Regions from separate parts of the Homo sapiens genome. Here region 1 is linked to region 2. Evidence: chromatin loops called from intact Hi-C (ENCODE). Cell type or tissue: PC-9. All regions are shown on one strand. Links, peaks and the distances in the headings refer to the core of each region. The heading gives the core; the rest is flanking DNA. Region 1 overlaps TRAF3 (TNF receptor associated factor 3). Region 2 overlaps DYNC1H1 (dynein cytoplasmic 1 heavy chain 1).

Region 1 (7,128 bases), core at 1,971-4,470, 830 kb before region 2:
TTAAGTCAGGAATTCTGGGCCCATCTGCATGTCAAATACCACAGAGCCAGTGTCTTGTGAACACTGCAAACACTTCTGAAGAACTACTTTATAAGTTCAGGAGAGCACATCTCAGAAAAAAATGGAATACTTATTTCAATTTCTCACAATTAACTCTAATTTATGACATTGACATTCTCCTACTTAAAAGCTTCTGATGGTCCACCACTCCAGAACTAAGCTTCAACTTGTAAAAGGGGCCATGATCACTGTCCTCACCACACACTGAGGTCACCCTATGTTCCCACCAGAGCCGACTGCACTGGGTGTGATGAACAGTATCTATACTCTCTCTCCCACTGCACCGCCCCATCCTCACCCAAATCCCCTCAAGATCAAAATTCTTTATCTTGTAAAACTCCTGCTCAAACATTACAGTTGTAGGGGGGAGGGGGTTGTTTGTTTTTTGGTAAAGCATTCTTGACCCTTTAAGCCAAGAGTTGGCAAACTTTTTTCCCATAAAGAGCCAGACAGTAACTATTTTATGTTTCATGGGTCACATATTCTTCTTTGCTTATTTTTACAATCCTTTAAACACATAAAAACTATTCTTAGACCCATAGTTTGCCAATCTGTTTTAGATACTACTGCCATGCCGTGCTCCAACGTTTTTGGTAATGCATGGATGGAGTATGTTTCATCAGTTTAACTTCAATCAGATGAACTTTCAAAAGCCAAACTGAGGTTTCCCTTTAAAGATCTGTTCTTGCCTACATGGTCTTTAAAAGTCTATGCTGTGGGCCAAGCGCGGTGGCTCATGCCTGTAATCCCAGCACTTTAGGAGGCCGAGGCGGGCAGATCACGAGGTCAGGAGATTGAGACCATCCTGGCTAACATGGTGAAACCCCATCTCTACTAAAAATACAAAAAATTAGCCGGGTGTGGTGGCGAGCGCCTGTGGTCCCAGCTACTCAGGAGACAGACAGGAGAATAGCATGAACCTGGGAGGCGGCGCTTGCAGTGAGCCGAGATTGCGCCCCTGAACTCCAGCCTGGGCAACAGAGCAAGACTCCGTCTCAAAAAAAAAAAAAAAAAAAAAGTCTATGCTGTGAAAGATTTTATTATAAAGCTTAAAAATAATCCTCATTTGGGATACATTCCATTTCCAGGAGACACAGAGCTTTAAGAAAGTCACTCTAGGCCAGGCGCGGTGGCTCACGCCTGTAATCTCAGCACTTTGGGAGGCTGAAGCAGGCAGATCACCTGAGGTGAGGAGTTTCAGACCAGCCTGGCCAACTGGTGAAACCCCGTCTCTACTAAAAATACAAAAATTAGCCGGGTGCGGCCAGGCACAGTGGCTCATGCCTGTAATCCCAGCACTTTGAGAGGCCAAGGCAGGCAGATCACGAGGTCAGGAGATTAAGACCATCCTGGCTAACACAGTGAAACCCAGTCTTTACTAAAAATACAAAAAATTAGCCGCGTGTAGTGGCACGCACCTGTAGTCCCAGCTACTTGGGAGGCTGAGGCAGGAGAATCTCTCGAACCTGGGAGGCAGAAGCTGCAGTAAGCAGGGATCGCGCCACTGCACTCCAGCCTGGGTGACAGAGCGAGACGCCATCTCAAAATAAATAAATAAATAAATATTAGCTGGGTGTGATGGCGCGCACCTGTAATCCCAGCTGCTCGGGAGGCTGAGGCAGGAGAATCACTTGAACCCAAGAGGTGGAGGCTGCAGTGAGCTGAGATCGTGCCACTGCACTGCAGCCTGGGCAACAGCGTAAGACTGTCTTAAAAAAAAAAAAAGTCAATCTATCACCATGCTCAAGACAATCAAATTAAAACTACAACTAAAATTTTTCTAGAAACAGCCATTGGTCATTCGACTCAGAGGACATATTTTCCCCAAATACTGAAAATGTGCCTTTAATATTTACATTATGTCCTGTAAAATGCGTCTATAGCTAGGGTCCACCTTCTAGACCAATTTGGAAGTTTTTCTGTTCCAACAAATCCTCTTAAATAACTTCTCAGACATTTCCTTCCCTTGGAGGCTGCCTTGGAAGCCCTCTAGCACCTGACTAGTATGGTTCTTCTTTTCTTTTTTTTTTTTTTTGAGATGGAGTCTCGCTCTGTTGCCCAGGCTGGAGTGCAGTGGCACAATCTCGGCTCACTTCAACCTCTGCCTCCTGGGTTCAAGCAATTCTCCTGCCTCAGCCTCCTGAGTAGCTAAGATTACAGGCATGTGCCACCACACCCGGCTAATTTTTGTATTTGTAGTAAAGGTGGGGTTTCACCATCTTGGCCAGGCTAGTCTCAAACTCCTGACCTCAGGTGATTCGCCTGTCTCAGCCTCCCAAAGTGCTGGGATTACAGGTGTGAGCCACCGCACCTGGCCTAGTGTGTTCTTCTTTCACATCCATCTCCATTGCGAAACTTAGGAATGCTCCAGTATCAGCCTGTGGCAAACCAGGGACGTGGCCAAAGTGACTCTCTGTGCCCTCCCCTCCCACTTCCTGTCCATCCAAAACAACCGCCAAATAAATGCACAGTTATAAACACCTGGACCATGCATTCCATCCATGCATTCCTTCACCTCTAACAAAATAAAATTTCATTTCTTTCAGACGTGTCTTAAGGACTAGTGGAGCATAGAGGTATGCTGCCTCAACTTCCTTCCAGTACTGATTTGCATGTTGGAGTAATTATGCCAAGGCCATGGTGCTAGTTTTCCATTTCCTTTTTCGTAAAAAGGCCAACTAACTCACCATGCTCTACTTCAAAAGCTTACTAACAACATCACTATGCGCCTACCTTTCTGTGTGCCATAAAAACAGGGTGGAACATTTGCCAGCTGTAGGGATAAGAGAGCTCCCCTGGAGCTGTGGTCGCTGCCCTCATGCCTCACCACTAATGGCTTAGTTCTTTTAATACTCTGAAAGGTGAGGAAAAAATAACTGACAGAAAAATCCCCTACACAAAAACCCCAACTCTGCGGGAAGGAGGGCAGGTCCCTGTGAATCATCCACCCATCCTCCAAGTGAAAGGCAGCACAGGTGAGTGAGTTATCATCTAAAGATGGCCAAAGCAAGAGGACTGCTTGAGGCCAGGAGACCAAGACCGGCCTGGGCAGCATAGCAAGACCCCATCTCCACAAGAAAATAAACATGGCTAGTAGAAAGGGACACAGCCCTGTGGGGATGGCTGAGGAGGAAACTGTAGGACACAGGCAACAGGACTCCAGGTGCAGGCATGGAGAGACTGAGGCCCCAGGCCCCTGGAGAAAGGAGGACAAGGCAGCAGGCAGGACAGGCAGTGTCCAGGGGGAACAATGATGGCCTCCTGGGCAGGCAGGCTCCTGGGGCTGAAGCTGGGGCAGCAGGGAGACGCAAGACCTTATCAGGAGGAATGCAGGGTGCACTGAATGCAGTCAGAGGCCGTAAAGGGTTTTCAGGGAAGGGCAGGAGGCCACCTATGTTTAGATCTCTCTGACAGCAGCATGGAGAAAGGCCTGGAGAAAACTGGGGTGAAGTGGATAGACAAGTTGGGGCCACCGGCATCAGCAGAAGGCTTGCCTGGGCTGGGGACCAGGGACGTGGGAAAACAGGGTGCAGAAGTGAGCACCAACGACAGATTGTGAGAGAAGAGGGACCAAGAAATGCTCCCCAGTCTTCTAGCATCTGGATGGGGGTAGGGAGGAATCAAGAGCTTCACTAGAGACAGGTTAGGTGTCATTCAAGCAATAACACCCAGTGGCCCCAGTCATGCCCCATTCACTCACTCTCAAGGTTTGTGGACAAAACGCCTCCTTGTCCTGCAGGTCCGGGACAATGAGCCCCTCTGAGACCAGCTGTATGAAGCACTCCACTCTTGACCTCCCCCCAGCCCTGCCAGGCCCCCTCTATTCTTCTGGAATCAGCACATGGACTTCCCTGTCTTCAAGGTCTGCCTTAGAACACAGGCCTCATGACTACAGGGAGCTGCCCATATCATTTCCTGCCATGCCCTGGTACACAGGAGGGTGCCCGGCACATACCAAGGACTCAATAGCTGTTAAATAAATATGCAGGTCCGAAGCTGAAGCTCAAGGGGCAGCTTGGACTAAAGACATAAGTTTGGGGAACTTGGGAACCACAGCTGGAAAATTATTTTATTTTTCTAATGGTATCTACTCAAAAATTCCCATTCTGCTAACCAAAGTTTTGATGTAAATTATGGCATGTTGGGAAGGGTTTATCCAGACTGGCTTGATGGACTTCTGGGCACTCTAGCCTCCAAGTGCCCTCTGCTGTTTAATGACTAAAGAGACTGAATTTCTGTAGAAAGTACCTCACCTTATGAAAACATAAAATCTTAACAGTCATACATTCACTAGAAATCAAGAAGAGTATGGTGAATGAACAATTTCCAAGCCACGGTTTCTCAACCTTGGCGCAACTAACATTTTGAACCCGAAAACTCTTTGCTGTAGGGATATGCTGAGCACTGCAGGGTGTTCACAGCATCCCTCGTTCTACTTACCAATGCCAGTGGCATCCCCCACCCCACTTCTGAAGGTTTCCAGACACTGCAAAATGCCCCCTAGGGTACGAAACTGCACCCCACCCCCACCCCACCAACTCCATCTCTGGATGAGAACCACTGTCCCAGACCCAGTGGTCTTTCCATGTAACTACAACCAAGGAAACAGGAATCAAATTTAGTTAAGTTTGAAATGTTCACTTAAAAACAACTAGTCCAAATGACATCCTCTAGTGAAACTAAAAGTAAAACAGGTATGTACTCACACAAACCATCCCAGTGAGGTTTTGAACCATGACATCAAAACATGCTGACATTTCCTTTGAAGAGTCTGGGTCTAAATTGGACAATCTTCGGAAGGACTGCCTCACGCTCTAGCTGAGGGAATGCATGACTAACCTCTTCATTTCAACAGGACACAGGAAAACGTAGCCAGGTAGAGCATTCTTTCCCTATGTAAAACTGCATGGAATCACCGAGCTGGCTGCAGGCAGGGGCTCCCTGGTGCCTCACTGCTCACCAGCAGGGAGGAGAACCCAACAGTAGTCTTGGGCAGCGATGACTCAGCCACAGCAGAAGCCACAGAGGGCTTGGAGTCCAGCGGTGAGTCTCTACGCAAGGGGGCTCCCAGCATCCTGCAATCCACTCACCGAGGGCAGTGAGGGTCTCATCTGGATATCTTCTTCCACTTGTCACTGTCTTTATGCACATCGCTCTCCACAGAAAAGTGAGTAATTCTTACACACTTTAAATCACTTGGGACATTTTTAGTATCAGATTCCCACATCAGTTTACCACAGAGTTTTTGAGGTTTTACCTTTTTCCTTCCCATCTAAGAAGAGCACACACTAGAAAAGAAGCATCCAGTGAATCTCCTGGCCTCCAAACTCCCCCATGATGGGAGTGGTGATGGGGTGTCCAGAGTAAAATGTCTGATAATGAGACCAAAACTAGTTGCTAATTATCTAAATTATCTAAACCAAAGGGTACCAAATATGCATGGAGAACAAATACTCCCTTAAGCACCAAAAGGAAAGAAAACTGAAGGCAAGTAATTAAGGCATTAAAGATGTGTCAATCACAATACAAATTCTTCTACGTCCAGGGAAGGTCAAAATCTTTCCTTGTGTTCCTCAAAATATGGTGGTATAGACAAGAACCACTGGCATTTTTTCTGTCCTGGAGGATCAATTTTGGTGCACAGAAAGATTTTTAGAAGTTTGTAATATTAGAACATATATATTACATATCATACAGCAGAACTCAAAATTCATATGAATTTTAGAAAAAAAGGACCACAAAAACCAGGTATCAAGAACAGGGTTAGGTGTGATGTCTCATGCCTGTAGTCCCAGCACTTTGGGATGCTGGGGCAGGATGATTACTTGAGGCCAGGAGTTCAAGACCAGCCTGGGCGATATAGCAAAACCCTGTCGCTACAAAAAATACAAAAATTATCCAGTGTGGTGGCTTGCACCTGTAGTTCCAGCTACTTGGGAGGCTGAGGTGGGAGGATCACTTGAGCCCAGGAGGTTGATGCTCCTGTGAGCTGAGATCATGCCATTACATTCCAGCCTGGGCAACAGAGTGAGACCCTGACTCAAAAAATAAAAAAAGAAAAGGCTGCTTTAGGATATTGCGTTCTTGGCCCTCTGAAAGGGTACAAGTCACACATCCACTGTCCTCTGTTGCTACGGCGGCCTCACAGTGGAAAGCTAGGGACATACTGATAATTTTCATCTGCTGTGCACCAAAAACGGCCCAATTATTTTCCTAGCCAAGGTCAGTCATGGAGCAAGGGAATCTGAAGAACGCTCCAGAGAACTGAAGATTGTAAGTCTCTACAGAGAAAAGGGAGTCTGCGTAGACACACACAAGTCAATCATATGACTCCTCTGAAGTTTTTTTTGTTTTTTTTTTTAAACAGTCTCACTCTGTCACTGAGGCTAGAATGCAGTGGCCCAATCATGGCTCACTGCAGTATGGACCTCCTGGGCTCAAAGAACCCTCACATCTCAGCCTGGAAGGATCCCTCTCGCCCCGCCTCCTGAGTAGCTGGGACCACAGGCGCACACTAACATGCCCAGCTAATTCTCTCTCAGACAGGGTATCAAACTCCTGGGCTCAAGCGACCCTCCGGCCTGAGCCTCTCAAAGTGCTGGGATTACAGGCGCCAGCCACTATATCCAGCCCAACTTTTTTAAGTCAATTTCATAGGGTCACCTCCTCAAAGCCAAGAATTATATATTTGCATGTTTTTATGGTACATGCAGCAGTCATCAGATGCTTGCAAGTGAAGGACAGATGGGCTGAGAGAAATCAGAAACCGTACAGAATTCTGTAAGCGAGCAGAGCCGGCCACCAGCTCCAGCTCTAAGCCCAGCCCCAACAAGATATTCCACTTCTGGCTGGGTGCAGGGTGCACACCCAGCTACTCAGGAGGCTGAAGCAGGAGGATCAGTTGAGCCCAGGAGCTTGAGTCCAGCCAAAGCAACAGAGCGAGACCCTGTCTCTTAAAAAAAAAAAAAAAATTATACTTCTGGCCAACTTAACCTCCATTATAGTCCTAGATAACTAAAACTGCTAAATTTTACTGAGCTTACCTATGCTAAATGCTTTCCATCTCAC
Region 2 (2,500 bases), core at 1-2,500:
GATGGTCTCCATCTCCTGACCTCGTGATCTGCCCGCCTAGGCCTCCCAAAGTGCTAGGATTACAGGTGTGAGCCACCGCACCCAGCCTATTTCTATTATTATTATTACATACTCACCATAATGTAGAATCTGTGGGAGCCCTGAGCTTGTTTTCCTGCAACTAGGAGGTCCCATCTGAGGGTGATGTAATGGGAGATGGTGGACAGATCATCAGGCATTAGATTCTCATAAGGAGTGCACAATCTACATCCCTCGCGTGCGCAGTTCACAACAGGGTTTGCGCCCCTATGAGAATCTAATGCCGCCACTCATGTGACGGGGGCAGAGCTCAGGCAGTAATGCTCACTCGCCGCTGCTGGCCTCCTTCTGCACAGCCTGGTTCCCAACAGGCCGCGGACCAGTACCAGTCTGGGGGTTGGGGACCCCTGTTCTATATTATTTTAACGTTTATTAGTAACAATTAAGTTTAGAAGAACTAAAATTTTATCCTTGAAAACATTAAAATTTAAGTTTTACATTCATGGCTTAATTTAGGTGAACATATTACTAACTAAGGACATGGAATCACGAAAGTGCTTGGATCCTAATCTATTTATTGACTTTCTTTGGCATAAGATCAAAAAAAGTATTAGGAAAAAAACAAAAGTTTCAGAGGTGTTAAAAAAATCAAAGTATACATTTCAGCATAGTGAATGCGCATGTAATGTGTGCAATGTGATCTAAGTAACCGGAAGGTTTCTACTTACAATTTTCTCTAACATTTAAGATGTGGGTACCATACGTTTTTTGGGGGAAGTGAGAACATGACAACTGCTATTGTCTTAATTACTTGTTCTAACATGTCTTTTGTGAGCACAGAGTTGAACAGAAATGCCTAATAATGCCTCGTGTTCAAACATTGTAGACCTAGTACGTGCTAATGCAGCTCAGTCAAGTTACAAAGTTTTTAAAAGAATTTAAAAATAATTGTAATAATGACTGTGAGTGGTAGCTCACACCTGTAATCCTAGCACTTTGGGAGGCCAAGGCAGGAGGATTGCTTGAGACTAGGAGTTTGATACCAGCATGGGCAACGTGGCAAGTCCCCATTTCTACAAAAATTCAAAAATTAGTTGGACATGGTGGTACATCCCTGTAGTCCCAGCTACTTGGGTGGCTGAGGTGAGAGGATGGCTTGAGCCTGGGAACTCCAGGCAGCAGTGAGCTATGATTATGCCACCACATTCCAGCCTGGGAAACAAAGTGAGATCCCATCTCTTAAAAAAAATAAATTTTAAAAATTTTAAAAAGAAAAAAACAAAACAAAACAAAACAAAAAACAACATCACTGGCACTGTTCTCCACTCAGAAAACTAAATTCATTTTGGCCACTTGTCAGAATAGGGAGGAAGACAAAGAAGAGAAAGGGGCAAGTAAAAAGAGGAAGAGAAAGTGGTACTGACCAGTTCTTTTTCCACAACCCTCTGGGCAAATAGAACTGCTTCACTTAAACCACCTTCTTGCCTGGCCTGTCAAAAGCATACCTGACTTTGTGCCAATTGTACAGCCGACTCGTGGAGATGACTCATGGAGCCCAGCAGTGGGGAAACAAGAAGGAATCTGTGCTCATACCTAGAGACTGTTTCATGTTCTTAAATCCCCTGAAGGGAAAGGGGAAAGCTAAGTGTGTAGGAGAATAATTTTCATTACTTGGAACTGAGGGAAAGATAAGATGTGATGTAAGAAAGGAAATGGTTAAAAACGACAGTACATCTGTGAAAACTATAGTTTTCATTTAAATTATCAAGTAAGATCTCGTAAAAGCCAGATCAATAACTTACTGATCAGATTATTAGTTCTAGTTGTTACCTGTGTCAGTGTCAAAACTGACGGTGGCATGGAAGCGCTTGCCATGTTTCAAGATATCCAGAGTCAGGAGAACTTCCGGGCTCTCCCGTTTCTCCTGGATGCGGTATAACGCACGTTCCAAGTTTAGCCAAAAACTAATTTCCTGTAAGGCAGTTCCTGATGCAGGATCTCGATCCAGTTTGGTCACCTTTGAAAATAAAATAACACCCAAGGGTATTCACTATTTAAACAAGGTAGAATAGATATCGTTAACAAAACACATGCATTACAACTCAATTTTTATATTTCAAGTAGATTTCCTTCCCTGTAAATCAAAAGTGGCTTGATTTGAAATCAAAGGTATACGACTGCTGAGATTAATGCTCTATCAGGGTGACTACTCAAGCAATCTCACACTGTCCCCTGACCATTCCACCCAGACCAAGGCTAGTCCTGCACTGGACAGTCCCAGGACCAAGAGGCGGCACCACTAACAAGTTATCACATAATTTACCTCACTTACAAAATCCAGATCAGTTTTCCCAAAGATATTAAAGAGTAACATATTTTACATAACTTTCAATCCTGTGCTCTTACTTTTTGAATTTCTCGGATCCAGCGGTTAACTCCAGATTGTAACTGATTAAGAAATGTTGGGTCTTCAACCTTATCA

The links. Hi-C counts contacts between places; a loop is a spot of excess contacts. Peaks named below come from ENCODE experiments on the same cell type or tissue, not always from the same donor. Only the 100,000 strongest peaks of a DNase experiment are listed, where the experiment ranks them.
Region 1: a loop joins it to region 2, with 12 times the contacts of the local background. A loop is called at or near these places in 1 of 110 quality-filtered maps.

Annotation. Positions count from the first base shown.
Region 1 is chr14:102,803,480-102,810,607 of GRCh38, reverse strand. The region is part of intron 1 of TRAF3 (TNF receptor associated factor 3); the gene reads right to left. Among named protein-coding and RNA genes, the nearest start is that of TRAF3, 30 kb to the right of the region's middle. RefSeq lists a silencer at 765-924 and an enhancer at 4,818-4,907. In PC-9, for the core only: no CTCF peak of the experiment used is centred there; no DNase peak of the experiment used is centred there.
Region 2 is chr14:101,979,899-101,982,398 of GRCh38, reverse strand. DYNC1H1 (dynein cytoplasmic 1 heavy chain 1) reads right to left here. Exons shown (of 78, transcript NM_001376.5): 4 at 2,425-2,500; 5 at 1,849-2,035. Among named protein-coding and RNA genes, the nearest start is that of DYNC1H1, 17 kb to the right of the region's middle. RefSeq lists an enhancer at 1,290-1,339. In PC-9, for the core only: no CTCF peak of the experiment used is centred there; DNase peaks (open chromatin) are centred at 1,548 and 1,998; H3K4me3 peaks cover 723 bases; H3K27ac peaks cover 2,280 bases.